2 separate regions of the Homo sapiens genome follow, and region 1 is linked to region 2. A link is a contact called in ENCODE POLR2A ChIA-PET data. All regions are on one chromosome and are shown on one strand. Each heading gives the region's core, a stretch centred on a gene start or an enhancer-like site at or near the end of the contact. The rest is flanking DNA. Distances are from core to core; before and after follow the strand shown. Region 1 holds the start of LST1 (leukocyte specific transcript 1). Region 2 holds the start of MCCD1 (mitochondrial coiled-coil domain 1).

The links. ChIA-PET counts read pairs that join two places held with the same protein, here RNA polymerase II (POLR2A).
Region 1: POLR2A ChIA-PET joins it to region 2 with 10 read pairs in H1. The contact joins the promoter of LST1 here to the promoter of MCCD1 in region 2. POLR2A ChIA-PET finds 5 or more read pairs at or near these places in 13 of 52 experiments (CD4-positive, alpha-beta T cell, CD8-positive, alpha-beta memory T cell, GM10248 and 8 more).

What each region holds. Positions count from the first base shown.
Region 1 is chr6:31,582,689-31,587,526 of GRCh38, forward strand. It overlaps LST1 (leukocyte specific transcript 1), which reads left to right and starts at 3,589. Exons shown (of 5, transcript NM_205839.3): 1 at 3,589-3,627; 2 at 4,512-4,630. The coding sequence starts at 4,612. RefSeq lists an enhancer at 1-90.
Region 2 is chr6:31,526,328-31,533,149 of GRCh38, forward strand. MCCD1 (mitochondrial coiled-coil domain 1) reads left to right here and starts at 2,635. Exons shown (of 2, transcript NM_001011700.3): 1 at 2,635-2,858; 2 at 3,420-3,905. The coding sequence starts at 2,688. The coding sequence ends at 3,608. DDX39B (DExD-box helicase 39B) reads right to left here. Exons shown (of 11, transcript NM_004640.7): 7 at 6,453-6,584; 8 at 4,969-5,078; 9 at 4,726-4,870; 10 at 4,452-4,599; 11 at 3,899-4,123. The coding sequence ends at 4,107. ATP6V1G2-DDX39B (ATP6V1G2-DDX39B readthrough (NMD candidate)) reads right to left here. Exons shown (of 13, transcript NR_037853.1): 9 at 6,453-6,584; 10 at 4,969-5,078; 11 at 4,726-4,870; 12 at 4,452-4,599; 13 at 3,892-4,123. It also overlaps the pseudogene RPL15P4.

The DNA.
Region 1 (4,838 bases), core at 2,339-4,838, 57 kb after region 2:
AGGGAGGGAAGGTAGCTTGCAGGAAGCCAGTCAGCAGAGCTGAAATGAGAACACAGATCTCCAGGTTTCCAATGTGGTTTGCATTCTTCTATACCCTCAAGGTAGGTGCTGGAGGAAGAGCTGATCCCGTCTCTGAGGTCAAGGGCCGGACTAGGACAAGGACTGGAATCTTGAGGGATGGATGTCTGGGTTCCCTGAGAAGAACTGATTCCCATACTGGGCTGACCTCCTCCCGTTCCCTTGCTCATCTCCAGCCCCCTGTGCTGAGTGAGAAAGGGAGAGGTAAGCCTTAGCCTCACCACTGACTACTGACTCACTAAGGAGGGATGGAAATGGAGCTTTACCTCCCTTGCTACAAAAAGTAAAGACAGATGGACGAGGCATACTCCCACCCTCAGAGAGCTTCCAAGTCTACAATGAGCCCTATCCATTAGTAGGTGCTTACTAAATGTTTATACATAAATGAATAAAAGGACAAATAAATGCAGGAATAACCAAAACAAAGCAGCAAGGACCACATGAATGGTAGATGTAGGCAGCATGAGTGGTTAAGAGTCAAGGGAGTAGCCGGGGTAGTGGCTTACACCTGTAATCCCAACACTTTGGGAGGCTGAGGCAGGTGGATCACTTGAGGTCAGGAGTTCGAGACCAGCCTGGCCAACATGGTGAAACCCTGTCTCTACTAAAGATACAAAAAGTTAGCCGGGCGTGGTGGCACGCGCCTGTAATTCCAGCTACACAGGAGGCTGAGGCAGGAGAATCACTTAAACCTGGGAGGCAGAGGTTGCAGTGAGCCAAGATTGCACCATTGCACTCCAGCCTGGGCAACAGGCTGAGACTCTCTCTCTCAAAAAAAAAAAAAAAAAAAAAAAAAGAGTCAAGGGAAGAAAGACCAGGTCCAAGGAAGCTGGAAGTGGCTCCAATCATCTCCCCTTCTTGGTAACATCTCTATGTGTTTCCGTAATACTAATAATAATATAGCTGACCCACAAAATGCACTTAACATGTTTATGCCACTGATTTACACACTTTAATAATTTTTTTTTTTGAGACAGGGTCTCGCTATGTCACCCAGACTGGAATGCAATGGCAGGATCATGGCTCACTGCAGCCTTGACCTCCCAGGATCTATGGATTCACCTACCTCAGCCTCCTGAATAGCTGGGACTATAGGCACATGCCACCATGCCCAGCTAATTTTTGCATTTTTTGTAGAGATGGATTTTTGCCACATTGCCCAGGCTGGGCTCAAACTCCTGGACTCACGTGATCTGCCCGTGTTGGCCTCCTAAAGTGCTGGGATTACAAGCATGAGCCATCATGCCCAGCCAATAATTATAATCCTGACAAAAACCCTAAGAGGAAACTGAGGTACAGAGAGGTTAAGAAACTTATGGAGCTCACAGAGTCAGTGGCAGAACCAGAATTTGAACCCAGGCATCTGGCTCCAGAGCCTTGATAACAAGACAGTTTAAAAACTGAATACTGGGGCTGGGCGCAGTGGCTCTTGCCTATAATACCAGCACTTTGGGAGGCCAAGGAAGGTGGATCATCTGAGGTAAGGAGCTCGAGAGCAGCCTGATCAACATGGTGAAACCCCATCTCTACTAAAAATATAAAAATTAGCGGGGCGTGGTGGTAGGCACCTTTAATTCCAGCTACTTGGGAGGCTGAGGCAGGAGAATCACTTGAACCCAGGAGGCGGAAGTTGCAGTGAGCCGAAATCATGCCATTGCACTCCAGCCTGGGTGACAAGAACAAGACTCTGTCTTAAAAACAAAAACAAACAAACAAAACAGTATTAGGCCAGGCGAGATGGCTCACACCTATAATCCCAGCACTTTAGGAGACCAAGGCAGGTGGATCACTTGAGGTCAAGAGTTTGAGACCAGCCTGGCCAACATGGTGAAACCCCTTCTCCATTAAAAATACAAAAATTAGCTGGATATGGTGGCACAAACCTGTAGTCCCAGCTACTTGGGAGGCTGAGACAGGAGAATCGCTTGTACCCAGAAGGCAGAGGTTGCAGTGAGCCAAGATCACACCACTGGACTCCAGCCTGGGCAACAGAGCAAGACTCCGTCTCAAAAAAAAAAAAGAGTACTGACTTGAGATTTGTATGTAAAATTTGCCTTCCTCAGGCCAGAAAAGAAATGGGGAAATAAATACTGAACTCCAGTCAATGTTAAGCTTCTGAAGGGTTTAGATGTAAAATGTACTGATATTTGTAATTTTAAAAGATATTTAAAAGTGAGATGGATTGATAAATATGTGATAAAGCAAATAAAAAATGTTAATAGAGCCAGGTGCAGTGGCCCACTCCTGTAATTCCAGCACTTTGGAAGGCTAAGGTGGAAAGATTGCTTGAGACCAGGAGTTCAAAATCAGCCTGGGCAACATAGTAAGACCCCATTTCTACAAAGCCTCATGTGGTAGCTGGTGTCTGTAGTCCTAGCTACTCAGAAGGCTAAGGTGGGAGGACCTCTGAGCCCAGGAATTCAAGGCTGCAGTGAGCTATGATTTCACCACTGCACTTCAGGCTGAGTGACAGAGTGAGACCCCATCTCAAAAACAAAACAAAACAAAAAATGTTAATAGTAGCATCTAGGTGGTAAGAATATGTTCACTGTACAATTATTCTCATTTCACCCTATGTTTGCACTTTTTAATAATAAAATGTAAAAAAAACAAAACAAACAAACAAAAAACCCTGAATATTATTCAGCATGGGGAACATGGAGGATGGGGAGAAGGGTGGGGGAGGAAGTAGAAGGTTCTTGAATTTGGAAGGGGAAACGCAAATTAATATGGACCCACCCAGGCACCACATCTCCTCCTCACCCCTTGCCTTACAGGCGCTCCCCAGTCTTCACCCTCCTCAAGGAGTGGGTGTGCAATCCTCCAGCACCCATCTCCTTCTCCATCACAGTGCCACTAAGAAGCCTTCACCCAGGTCTCTCCAGAGAGCCTCAGGCCGCTGCCTTTACTTAGTTCTGTGTTCAATGCCAGAATGCTGCCTCCTACAGGAAGTCCACCTGTATTGCCCACACCTCCTTTCCTGTCACCAACTTGTCACCAACTTTCTGTCCTTGATCTATCCACAGGGCTCATGTAGATCTAGTATGGCTGCCTTTAACTCTCATGTTTGTTAATCAGACAGCCAAGCAGCCTGCTGCATAGAGCTGCAGAACACCAAGTGGGTCACCAGAACACCAAATATGCCAGAGCTCCCAGTCTGAACTGGAGCAGGGTACATGTGTCCACAGACATATGCCAAGATCAAGAGGTCTCAACAGATGCAGTGTAAGAGGTAATAGAGAAGAGTTAATCAAGGAAGACACCTGAAGGTGGTGGGTGTTTGCTGACTAGTGGCAGGATCAGTGAAATGACTGGAGCTGAGGCAGATTATGGCCCTAGCTACAGGCCCAGAAGTTTGAAAAGAAAGATGTTGTAACCCTAACCCTGGAGCCGAACTTCCTCTCCTAACAATGCTGGGGAGGAACCCAGGCTGGGGGAGAAGTTAAAGCCAGAGGAGGGGCAGGAATGTCTGAGGTGGCAACACTTCTCTTCAGCCAGACAGCACTGGCCAGTTTGGAGTCTGTCCATCCTGCAGGCCACAAGCTCTGGGTAAGCTGGGAATGGGCAGGGACCTTGGTGGAAGGATGGTCACACCCCAGAGTGGGGTGAAGCTAAGATGAGGGGAGGGAGAGTATGGGTTTGAGTTTCCCTGGGCCGTCGAGGAATCCTCTGAGTCTCTGCTCCCCAAAGAAATTAAAGACAATTCATTTCTGTGCCCACGGCCCTTATGGCCTCCACCTGCACTTCTGCTCCCCACCCCCCAGAATTCCTCTTAAACCCAGAAGGGTCCCAGTTTCCAGACCCTAGTCAGTATATCTGGCTCTGGGGTGAAGAGAACGGCCCCCTCTTCACCCTCAAACAGGAACCAGTGGTTGGAGGGGAGGAAGTGCCTGAGGGGAAGTTATGGGGCCCCAGATACTCCTCCATGCCCCACTTCAGCCCTAGCAGCATCTGCCTGTGGGAAGCAGCTCTCCACACCAGCCAAGGGGGCCCCCACACTCCCGCGCTGCTCTGCGGCTCAGGGAGCAGCCCACCTGCTGGGTGTGCTGATATCACCCTCCCTTCTTCCCCCCAGTGCCCACACCCACCCAGGCCCAGGCTCCTTCCCCTCCATCATCCCCTTACCAGCACCTAGAACCATCCAGGGCTGAAAAGTCCCCTCCAAACCACGTGGTCAGCCCAGGGCAGAGGAAAGGGCTGGGCTCTGGAGTTGGGCAGAGCTGGCCTTAAACCCCAGCTCCACCTTTCTGGGATGGGTGACCTAGTAAAGTCCAGGCTTGAATCTCGGGTCTTTACTTGGGCAACGGGCACCATGATACCCTATGTTCTGGGGATTAGCAGTGAGGAATGGAAAGTGCCCAGCTCAGGGTTGGCACATAAGGGAGGCTCCCCAGCCTGGGAACGATTATAACAGAGGGCCCCTCACTTCACAGATGAGGAACTTGAGGCAAGTCACCAGCCCCTGATCATTTCGCCTAAAAGAGCAAGGACTAGAGTTCCTGACCTCCAGGCCAGTCCCTGATCCCTGACCTAATGTTATCGCGGAATGATGGTAAGTAAAGTGTCTCTTGCATCTGCATAGAGAGAGTCCTGGGAGCTTAGGAAGTGATGGGGAACAGTGATGTATGCAGCTCATGACTAGGTGGACAGGCCTCTGGGGACAGCTGGTACAGGAGGGAAAGGGACCTCACGGGAGGCCCAGAAACCTGGTAAGAGGTGAGGTATTAAGGTCTGGGATGGAGAAGCTCTGAGGGTATATT
Region 2 (6,822 bases), core at 1,385-3,884:
AGTGTCATATCCCAGGAGCCAAGGTTACAAGGGATACAAAGTGCCCAGACCTACCAGAGAAGGCAAACCCCTACAGCATGCAGGGCTAGACAGGGGCAAGAAACAAGGTCATTCTGGGCCAGCAAGAAGAGGGAAAGGGAAATGACAGGCATACCTCGGAGATACTGAAGATTTGTTTCCAGACCATAGCAACAAAGTGAGTCACACAAACTTTTTAGTTTCCTATTGTGCATAAAAGTTATGTTTGTACTATATTGTAGTCTGTTAAGTGTACAGTAGCATTGTGTACAAAAAACTGTGTATATACTTAATGGAGTCTCGCTCTGTCACCCAGGCTGGAGTGCAGTGCCACGATTTTGGCTCACTGCAACCTCCGCCTCCTGAGTTCAAGCCATTCTCCTGCTCAGCCTCCCAAGTAGCTGGGACTACAGGTGCCCATCACCATGCCCAGCTAATTTTTGTATTTTTAGTAGAGATGAGGTTTCACCATGTTGGCCAGGCTAATCTTGAACTCCTGACCTCAAGTGATCCACCCACCTCGGCCTCCCAAAGTGCTGGGATTACAGGCGTGAGCCACTGTATCTGGCCATATACTTTAATTTTAAAATACTTAATTGCTAAACAAATGCTAACCATCATATGAGGCTTCAGCTAATCCTGATCTTTTTGCTGGGGGAGGGTCTTGCCTCCATGGATCAGGGGCATGGCTGCTGAAGGCTGCTTTGACAACTTCTTAAAATAAGACAATGATGTTTGCCATTTGCCGCATGGATTATTCCTTTCAATATTGTTGTGCCTCAGGGAATAGGGAGGCCTGGAAAGCAGAGTCGGGAGAATGGCCAGTTGGTGAAGCAGTCACAACACACACATTTTTCCATTAAGTTTGCTGTCTTATATGAGCATCGCTCATGGTGTCCCAAAACAATCACAATAGTTAACTTCAGTAACTGATTACAGGTCACTGTAACAAGTATAATAATGAAAACGCTTGAAACATTTTGAGAATTCCACAGCGTGACATGGAGACATGATGTCTGCCTGCTGTTGGGAAAATAGCACCAATAGACCTGTTTGATGTGCTTGACACAGGGTTGCCACAAGCCTCCAATCTCTAAATAAAAAACAGCATCTGCAAAGAGCAATAAAGGGAAGCACAATAAAAGGTACATCTGCAAAGGGGAATCAGCACTTAAGCAAGGTCAGGATGAGCTTTCAAGTCAGGTGGACCTAGACATGAACCCTCCAGGCCCTACCAACAACCAGCTATGGACCTTCGAGCACATCCAGCCTAGAGCTGCCCCCAACAGACACTTCCCCAGTGAATGCTGAATGAAACCATCTGAGCCAGTTTCCTCAGGTGCAAACCAGTGAGGTAATTCCTACCTTGCAGAGTGAAGTGAGAAAAGACAGTGTTAAGAAATGCCGGGTGCGGTGGCTCACGCCTGTAATCCCAGCACTTTGGGAGGCCAAGACGGGCGGATCATGAGGTCAGGAGATCGAGACCACCCTGGCTAACACGGTGAAACCCCGTCTCCACTAAAAATACAAAAAATTAGCCGGGCGTAGTGGCGAGCACCTGTAGTCCCAGCTCCTCGGGAGGGTGAGGCAGGAGAATGGCGTGAACCCGGGAGGCAGAGCTTGCAGTGAGCCCAGATTGCGCCACTGCACTCCAGCCTGGGCAACAGAGCGAGACTCCGTCTCAAAAAAAAAAAAAAAAAAAAAAAGACACAAGACCTGTGGTAGCCTTTCCTTTCTGTCTGGCAGCAGCCACTGGGTAAACCAAGATGGTGCATACAAGTACATCCAGAAGCTATGGAAGAAGCAGTCTGATGTCATGAGCTTTCTTCTGAGGGTCCGCTGCTGGCAGTACCACCAGCTCTCTGCTCTCCACAGGGATCCCCGCCCCACCCAGCCCAATAAAGCACGCTACTGGGCTACAGCCAAGCAAGGTTATGTTACATATAAGCGCCACGGTGGCTGAAAATCTAGTTCCTAAGAAGGCAACTTAACAGCAAGCCTGTCTATCATGGTGTTAACCAGCTAGTTTGCTTAAAGCCTTCAGTCTGTTACAGAAGAGCAAGCTGGATGCCACTGTGGGGCTCTGAGTCCTGAATTCTCACTGGGCTGGTTAAAGATTCCACATACAAAGTTTTTGAGGCTATCCTAGTTGATCCATTCCATAACACTATCAGAAGGAAACCTGACACCCAGTGGTCCACAACAAGCATAGGGAGATGCGTAGGCTATCTGCAGGCCAAGAGAGCCACGGCCTTGGAAAGGGCTGTAAGTTCTACCACACTATTGGTGGTTCTCGCCATGCAGCTTGGAGAAGGTGCAATACTCTCCAGCTCCACAGCTACCGCTAATGTTTGTAAAATTCATACCTAATAAACACTAGATCAAAAAAAAAAAATCACAGACCTGTGGTAGGCTGGGCACCAGTGCTCTAAAGCAAGTTCTGCCTAAACTGGCAGGGACATTTTTCACATCAGGAACAGGAGTTGTTCCTGGACTCTGTCTGGGGCCAGGCTGGGAGAGACGTGGGGCAGAGTGGGGCAGGGGCAGGGGCAGGGCTGGGGGCTGGGGCCTGGGCAGGGCCAGGCACTCAAGTGAGGCCAAGTCCTGGAGCGAACCAGTTCCTGGTGGCCGTTGGACAGCTCACACAGCTCCCTGCCAGGTCACCCGCCATGGTCCTCCCTCTGCCCTGGCTCTCTCGGTACCATTTCCTTCGCCTCCTTCTGCCCTCCTGGTCCTTGGCACCCCAGGGCTCCCATGGGTGCTGCTCCCAAAACCCCAAAGCAAGCATGGAAGAGCAGACCAGCTCCAGAGGAAATGGGAAGATGACGTCCCCTCCCAGGGTAAGTGGCACCACAGGTAGGAACAGAGGGTGTGAGAATTTACACTGGGGTGTGGGAAAAAAAAACCCTCAATCCCACCCTGCACCACCCCACACCATGCCTACCCCTGCAGCTCTTTTCTTAGTTCAGCTACCAACTCCTCTCCCCACCTCCCCCAGCCCAGACCTCAGGGTTCCCTTCCCTCACCCCACCCCCACCCACAACAGCACAGTCCACAAAGTCCTTGAACAGGATCTATTCCCCCTCACCTAACAGTTAATTATTTCTTAGCGGGGAGGAGCAGCTGATCCTCTTTCCAGTGACCCCATATCCTTGTTCAAGGAAGCCAGTTACAGCCCCTGGGCCAGGGAACTCTATTTGCTCCCCCTACTACCACCCAGAGGCCTATGCCCAAGACAGGAAGCTACCTGGCCTTCTCAGTACAGGTGTCCTTAAACGACCGGTTCAAAAACGAATAGGGAAGGTGGAATTTCTCACTTCCAGCCACAGCCTGCAACAAAGCTTCCCAGGGCCTCAGCCCCCTGCCCTGGCTGATGCTCCCTCCCTTAATTCCCTGACCAGGGCCCTGGGACCCACCGCACAGCTGAGCTGGCCCGAGCTGAAGAGTTGTTGGAGCAGCAGCTGGAGCTGTACCAGGCCCTCCTTGAAGGGCAGGAGGGAGCCTGGGAGGCCCAAGCCCTGGTGCTCAAGATCCAGAAGCTGAAGGAACAGATGAGGAGGCACCAAGAGAGCCTTGGAGGAGGCGCCTAAGTTTCCCCCAGTGCCCACAGCACCCTCCGGCGCTGAAAATACACGCACCACCCACCAGGAGCCTTGGGATCATAAACACCCCAGCGTCTTCCCAGGCCAGAGAAAGTGGAAGAGACCACAAAGCGCAGGCAATTGGCAGGCAGTGGGGGAGCCAGGGCTCTGCAGTCTTAGTCCCATTCCCCTTTGATCTCACAGCAGGCAGGGCACCCAGGCCTTATAGGAATTCACCCTGGACCATGCCCTAAAATAACCTCACCCCAAATACAATAAAGGGACGAAGCACTTATAGATACCACAGACACATGTGTTTCATTTTTAGTTTTGTTAAAAAAAAATTCTGACAAATCAGAAATGGGGGTTCAGGAGTGGTGGTGATGCAAAAGATGGAAGCCATGGGGTGGGGGCTGTCAGGGGTGGGGGCAGTAGTGTCTCCTTCACCCCCACCCTGGTGTCCTCTCCTGAAGGACAGACGGTCACATTCCAAAATGGGCGAGTCTTCTACCGTGTCTGTTCAACTGAGAAGAAAACGTAGCATGGTCAGAATAAGGCATGAAAAGGGGAAAGTGAGGCAGGAACACACGGCACACATGCAGACACTGGTGTACTGCCTGGGTTCAGAGGACGGACGTGGGGGTGAGGGAAGGGATGTAATATGATGAGAGAAGACAAGACACCCCACATAAAGGTCAGAAAAACATCCCAACACAGCATCAAAGACCAGGGGGCATGAACCAGTCAAGTGTCCATTATGCATCAGATGCCCATGACCTATGTGATGGGATTTCGGACAAACACACTAAGGAACAGGGAGGACCTAAAGGGTTTCATGAGATCAGTACTCACTGTAGGAGGAGATGTCTATCTCATCAGGCAGCTCACTAATATTGACCTCAAAGCGATCCTGCACATCATTGAGGATCTTGGCATCATTCTCATCGGACACAAATGTGATAGCCAAGCCCTTGGTGCCAAACCGGCCTGCTCTGGCCACCTGGAGGGAGACAGAGGGTAGCACTGGAAGACCGAAGAGGAAAGAGACCCAGAGGCAGGAATGAAGATGTACAAACAGAAAACAAGGGAATGGGAGAGTGGGATTTTTTCAGCCTGTGAGGTTTACCCGATGCAGGTAGGTGTCAGAATCCTCAGGCATGTCATAATTAAAAGCAATGTTCACCCGCTCGATGTCCATGCCTCGGCCAAATAGGTTGGTAGCCACAAGAATTCGTCGTTGAAAATCTTTAAACTGCTGATACCGAGAAAGCCTTTGTGAGAAAGGAAATTTAAAACATGTTGAGATTCCCTTCTCTCAACTGTCTTTTTCTCCCAAGGACACAAAATATCTTTCCCATCTTCAGCTCACCTCTCCTCCTGGGGCATCCCACGGTGGATGGCAATGGCTGGGAAGTTCTGCTCCACTAGTAGCTGGGCCAAGGCAATGCACCGCTGCACAGACTTCACAAAGATCACCACCTGTTGTGGGGTGGGGTGGGGGGTCGCAAATTGGGGGAATAGGGGTCCATGGTGTGTGAGAGACATTACGTGGGAGAGGGGAGTTTCTAGTAATTACGTTCTCAGGAATTCCTCTTCATTTCTCTTATTCCCCCACTATATATTTAGAGCAGAAAAGGAAATATAACTTTACTTCAGCACTGATTTTTCCCTAAGGAAGCTGGCCTCTGAGGTAGCACAGAGTTCAGAAATCAAAATTGCCAGACATGCTAGGAGATGAGGATGAGATCACCTCATGAAAAAGTGATAAAAAACTAGAATTAAGATCTGGAGGGGTAACTGATATTCCTGCTCACCAAAACATTAAACCTAAGGGAGCTATCCTAATTCTAGAAAGCAGTTTTAAATGCAAATAGACCACTCACAAGTATATTAATTAAACACTTTTTTGAGATGGGGTCTCACTCTGTCCCCCAGACTGGAGTGCAGTGGTGCAATCGCAAGTCACTGCAGCCTCCACCCTCCTGGGTTTAAGAGATCCTTCCACCTCAGCATCCCAAGCAGCTGGGACCACAGGTGCACACCACCACGCCCAGCTACTTTTTTTATTTTTTATTTTTACTATTTGTAGAGACGGGCGTCTCCCTATGTTACCCAGGCTGGTCTTGAAGTCCTGGGCTCAAGCAATGCTCCTGCCTCAGCCTCCCAAAGTACTGGGATTATGGGCATGAGCCACTGCCCTGCACCCAGTCAGAAATGCTTCTCTTGAATAAGCAGTTATTAGAGGAATTAAACATTCAAGAACCCTAACATGCCCCCAAACATCGTTTCAAGACTTTTAACAACTTCCTAAAATCCTTCAAGGACTTTTGGAGACAAGATCTCACTCTGTTGCCCAAGCTGGAGCACAGTAGTGCAATCATAGTTCACTGCAGCCTCAATTTCCTGGGCTCAAGCTATCCTCTCACCTCAGCCACCAGAGTATCTGGGACTACAGGCATACACCACCACACCTGGCTAATTTTTTTCTTCTTTGGTAGTGATGAAGTTTCGCCATGTTGCCCCGACTGGTCTCAAACTCCTGGACTCAAGTGATCCACCTCCCTCAGCCTCCCCAAGTGCTGGGATTACACACATAAGCCACCGTGCCTGGCCAAGGATCTTAATTTTTGAAGTTTATTTTCCTTGAGGTTATTGAGGACATACCCGTGCCAGCCATAGAATAGAAAAGCAGCTCCCACCTTACTCATGCTCAGCCCCTAAGATATTTATACCCTCATTATTCTCTCCCACATCACACATGTGATTTCCTCAATAAAAGTGTACTTAATATCCAGGTTTCTGCTACAGCTGGAGTGCTCCAATGCTCATCCCCCTACTGGACGTCTAACTGACCTGGTTGAACTCAAGGACATCCAGAAGGTCAAAGAGCTTCCGGTTCTTCTCGTTGTCCTTCAGTTTCACGTAGTACTGCTGCAACCCATGCAGCGTCAACTTCGTCTCATCATCCACGAAGATCTCCATTGGCTGGGGGGGAGGAAGGGGGTGGGGAACGGGAGGAGGGCAGAGTGGGGGGGTTAAACCTGGGGGGGTGGAGGAAGTTGATCTCCAATACACCCCATGGGGGGATGGGGAGGAAAGAGAAGATTGAAAACCCCACCCCACTCCCAAAAATACCCACATTTTACTGTGGTCTCTCTCACATTACATCTAATTTCCTTCCTATCAGATGAGTTTTAAGACTGCCCAACTAAAAACTATCATG